2 separate regions of the Homo sapiens genome follow, and region 2 is linked to region 1. A link is a loop called in an ENCODE intact Hi-C map of the cell type or tissue named here. Cell type or tissue: dorsolateral prefrontal cortex. All regions are shown on one strand.

Evidence for each region. A loop is a pair of places that touch in the nucleus more often than their neighbours do. Peaks named below come from ENCODE experiments on the same cell type or tissue, not always from the same donor. Only the 100,000 strongest peaks of a DNase experiment are listed, where the experiment ranks them.
Region 2: a loop joins it to region 1, with 2.0 times the contacts of the local background. A loop is called at or near these places in 4 of 110 quality-filtered maps.

Annotation. Positions count from the first base shown.
Region 1 is chr10:71,607,934-71,610,433 of GRCh38, reverse strand. The region is part of intron 9 of CDH23 (cadherin related 23); the gene reads right to left. Among named protein-coding and RNA genes, the nearest start is that of CDH23-AS1, 97 kb to the right of the region's middle. In dorsolateral prefrontal cortex, CTCF peaks have their summits at 104, 850 and 1,053; a DNase peak (open chromatin) is centred at 1,063.
Region 2 is chr10:71,763,737-71,766,236 of GRCh38, reverse strand. The region is part of intron 38 of CDH23 (cadherin related 23); the gene reads right to left. All of the region lies in intron 1 of VSIR (V-set immunoregulatory receptor), which reads left to right. Among named protein-coding and RNA genes, the nearest start is that of VSIR, 8.5 kb to the left of the region's middle. In dorsolateral prefrontal cortex, no CTCF peak of the experiment used is centred here; no DNase peak of the experiment used is centred here; H3K27ac peaks cover 2,500 bases.

The DNA.
Region 1 (2,500 bases):
ACATTTGTGCACATTCTGCACCTGGCCCTGTGCTATGGGGCAAGGAAATAGGATGAGGCAAATAAGAGATCATCATCCTTCATAGAGTGGAGTGTCAACAAAGTGGCTTCTTCCTCAAGAGGGAGTCCTAGGGCTGGGCACAGTGGCTCATGCCTGTAATCCCAGCACATTGGGAGGCCGAGGTGGACAGATTACTTGAGGTCAGCATTTCAAGACCAGCATGGCCAACACAGTGAACCTTATCTCTATTAAAAATATAAAAATTAGCCGGGCATGCTGGCAGGTGCCTATAATTCCAGCTACTCGGGAGGCTGAGCAGGAGAATTGTTTGAACCTGGGAGACGGAGGTTGCAGTGAGCCAAGATCATGCCACTGAACTCCAGCCTGGGTGATAGAGTGAGACTCCGTCTCTCTCTCTCTCGTCTCTCTGTCTCTCTCACACACACACACACACACACACACACACACACACACACACACACGGGGGAGTCCTTACACATTCTGGAAAGTTCTAGATAAATTCCTCCATGGTAGAGTTTTACATAGCAGCAGAATGTCCATGTTGCGATGTCTTCCAGGTAGCTGGGGAGGTGGCCTACCATGGGGACTGGTGGGGGAAGGTAAGGCAAGAGACAAGAGCTGTCAGCACAATGGGGCTGGTGACGTTCGTCAGACACTGGGAAAAAGCGCACCAGGCGAGGCTGCTGTTTATGGCACATGTATAATTGGACGAGTATAACCAGGAATATTTAGAAGGTAGTGAAGGAGACAGAGAAGCAATGGCCAGAGAGGTAGATGGGAAACCAGCCTAGTGCCGGGTGCCCAGAGTCAGGGAAGGAGGCAGTCTTGAGAAAGAGACGGTCTGCAGGGTCAGATAGAGCAGAGAGCTCAGGAAGAGGAAGGTCTGGCAAAGGCCACTGACTGGGTCTTCAGATGTCCCCAGAGTCAGACTTTAAGATACTGAGGGACGGTGGGGCAGGGATGTGGGGACAGTGAGCACAGGTCCTGAGGTGCTGCTGCCCAGAGTTTGGTGTAAAAAACAAGGCAAGAGGCTGAGTGGCAGCTAGAGGGCGCCGCAGAGTCAAGCAAAGGACTTCTGCTGTTTTCTAGGTGGTCGGAGGGAGAGGGAGAGGGAGAGGGAGAGAGAAGTGGACTGGGAGGGGCTGCAGCAGGGGGTAGAAGGTCTGATGTTGGGGCGGGGCAGTTCTCTCTCTTCGAGCCATGTGGGGCAGGGGGAGCTTAGGCTTATCCCCCTACCTCTTTCTTCCTCCAGGCTGGAAGGCTACCCCCCTTCACGCCCCCTGCCCCACCTGCAGCATCGCCCCTCCTGCCTGCTGCCAAATCTCATCATTCCCACATCTTGTCCCCTTGTTATCTCACTGGCAGCATCTTGAACCACAGCAGAGCTGGGTCTGGGCGAAAAGCAGTTTAGTGAGTGGCCGATGGTGCGTGCGGGAACACAGGCTGATGACTTTCAATTGCTTTGTCTGCTCCGCTGGGCTAACAGCCCCTGAGTCCTGCCTCTGCTCTTCTGCACTCAGAGTTAAAGGAAAGCCTAAGGCTCCCCACTCGGCCTGGGAACTGCCCTTTCTGAAGGTCCAGTATCACCTGCTATAGGAAGCCCACCCGCATCTCTCGCCTGGAGGCTCTGCCACCTCTGGCTCCTCTGAGCCCTTGAGTGCTGGGCTCAGAACTCACGAGGCAGCTGCCCTGTGCAGTGCGCTTCTTTAATTCTCATGCCTGGAGACCCAGCGTGGCCTTGAGGATAAGGGCTGGGGTCTCATGCTGCAATCTCTGGCAGTCCCCAGAACAGCGCTCATTATATATTTGTTGGATGGCCTGAAGTTTCTCTTCCTCCCTCTGCAGCAATTCCAAAGGGTCAACCAGTATGTAAGAGGCAGCGGCATACTTGGGGCCTAGTCCTGTGTTGGGGCCGCAGGGGAGAGAAGAGAAGAAAAAAGCCATGGCTTATGAGGAGCTCGGGATCTTAGGAGCTGGGCCTAAGCAGCCATCTCTTTAAATGGCAGTGTCTGAATGGAGGCAGGAGGCTGGATGAGATTGACCTGTGCGATCCTGATCTCCACTGTGGCCTCTGACTTGGTCACCTGGCCCTGCCCAGGTCCAGCGTCAGGGACCTTACCCAGGGAAGGGAGCAGAACTGGGATCTGCTTCCATTCCTTCCAATGGTCTCTCTTCTAGTCATGGTCTGTGCCTGGAGTCTATTACGTCAACACCCTGGTGAAGACCGCATACTGAGCATGAACTCGCAGGATGTGAAAAAGACCTAGGTTCCAACAACAGCTCCATCACTTACCAGTTGTGAGACCTCCTGCAAACCACTCATTCCTTTGGGCCAAATTTCCCATCTGTAAAGTGTGGATAACAACTCCTACCTCACCAGGCTGTGTGAGCATCAGGAGTGATCATGTACGTAAGGCACTTATTGTGGTGCCTGACATGTAGCAGGTGGACACTTTGGTTTCTTCTTTCCTGCCATGCC
Region 2 (2,500 bases), 160 kb before region 1:
TTTCCTCCCCACCCACTTTTCCCGGTCTCCGACAATGACCCAGGTGTCCAAAAGGATCTGCTCCTGACAATAAGCAACATCCTCTCGCCAAAGAATTGTAATTTTAGCCGGGCTGCACAGCTTCCCTGACAACACACAGGCATGTGCACAGATGTGGAGTCCGCGGGGCACGTGCAGGCCCCTCTGCGTGCTGTGCGCTGCCCCTCTCCCCCATGCCATGCCTTCGAGTGTCCTCCTAACGACAGGCTGCTGTGGGCCTTGTCCCAGCTGGAGTCTCAGACACAGTAAATGGGGTGTTTTCTGGCCTTCCCTCCCTCCCCAGGACAAACCCCTGTGGACCCTTGGTTTGTCCTGTCCCTCTGGCTTGTCCTGGACCCTCTCCTGTCTGGCCCTCTTGCTTGAAAACTGAACATCCTCCCCTGCTCCCCAAACTTGAATCCTAAGACAGCTTTTTTCTAAAAGGGGAACAACTCCTTTGGGACCTGTGGGATGGGTGGCCAGTGTGTGAGGGGTGGGGAGGTGTGGGGGATTGAGCAATGCCCCCTCTCCCGTACTCCCTGAACTCTGCTTTCTCTCTGATGCACCCACCCGCCGTGCATCTCAAGGAAGTTGCCTCCAGGGGAGAACATCCCTTCCCTACTGCTGCGGGTGCTATGGGTACAATCCTGGGGTCATTAACCCCATTGCTTAGACCCTGAGGGCTCCCAGCCTGGTGCCCTGCCCCACCTTGTTCACAGGGACACTCAGGCCAACAACCACGCTAGCCCCACTTGTCCACACCTCTGTCCACTTGAGGGCCCCCAACCCCACCCAGCTCAGCTTTGCGCATCTTGCTTTGGCTGCCAGCTCTACTCTGCCTGCCCTGCCATACCCTCCTCTGGCCTGCAGCCCCGTGTCTGCTGAGCCAGCCCTTTGGCCAGCCCCCAAGGTATGTGTGCTGGTGGTAAATACTACCGTAGCTGAAGCTGGAGCTGAATTCAGCTCCCAGCCCTGGGGTGGCTCTGGGGTAGGAGGTGATGTCAGGCAAAGGGAGAAAGGGGCAGAAGCTGGGAGAGGTGCTGGTGGGACCTGCCACATGGCCTGCTGGGGAAGGGGGCAGCACAGGGCCCCCTTGGGGCAGGTTTTGTTTCTTCCTGGGAGTACGTGGGAGAGCCCTTTCCCTAGGTCCTCCTCACTTCTGTTTCCCGGCAGAGCCATAGTTTTGCAGCTACACCCACCCCACTCAGGTGTGAAGGGGAAGTCCAGGCCAGCACGGACAAAACCAGGGGCACAGCCAAGCTTCCTGGGGCTCCTTTTCCACTGAGCCTGCTGCAGGGGTAAGGGCAGTGGGTTAGCAGAGGAGAGTTGGCTAGTCCCTGCACTGCCAGGCTTTCCCTGGGGACCCTGGGTGGATCATCTCCTCTCTTGAGTCTGTGGGTCAGATTTGTAGCATAATGGGTTTGGGCAGTAGAGTCCCATGCCAGCTAGCCCAAGAAGCCACACTCATTCATCACAAACTCAAATGTCCACAGGACCAAGAAACCACGGTGAGAGAGTGAAGCAGGCCAGGTGGAATTATTAGGGAGTAGTACGGACGGACTCTGGCGAACTGGAGTGCCGGTGCCCCCCAAAAGCTGCTACTGAGCCCCAGCTGACAGTTGCCCTGTGGGAAAGCTGGTTTAGCATTATCTTCTGATTTTCTAAGGAGAGCTGGAAGTCAGAATTTTCATGTCAAATTCCTGGTTTTTAAATGTTGCCATCTCAAGAAAATTAAAAAGATTTTGAGGATCCAATGAAATATGTGTGAAGGCTGGATGTGGCCTGTGGGCTCCCAGTTTCTGGCCTTTTTTTTCATCAGTATAGTGTCTATGTGTCTGAGTTTAATTCTAGCTCTAGCACTTGCTTGCTGTGTGATCATCAGTGAGTTACGTAAGTTCTCTGTGCCTTAGTTTCTTCATCAGTGCAATGGGAATAAAAACAATACCTTATGGCATTGTTAGATATGCCCATGAAACCCTTAGCGTAGTGCACAACACATGCTGTGTCTTCTTATTACGGTTCTGCCTAGATCCTGCGTTACCTGAAGTCCCCCATGCTCCAGGCTTTGAGATCATACCCTCTGGAACTTTGGAACTTCAGTCCAACCACTTTCCCTTTCTGGGTCTCTGTGTTTCTGCCTGAAAAGGAGACCTGTATCTTGCCAAAGAAGTTCTGAAATCTCTGCTCACCCTGACAATGACTCCAAAAATCTGGGGCTCCCAGACTTGGCTCTCTGCCTAAAACTCCACTCTTGCAGACATGCCGTTTGGGGCTTTGGTGCCTTTGGAGACTCTCCTTTAAACACAAGCGCCCCAGGATCGGATCACAAGTTGTTATCAGTCATTCACACCTTAGCAGGAAAGACTTTAAAGCTGGCTTCTCCATCCCACTGTGCTTCTCACTCCTAGGAGGCACTTCTTGACTTGCTGAATGAATTAGAGACCTGTCTAGCTCCCAAGTACCAAGCGCCGACTACTCGCAT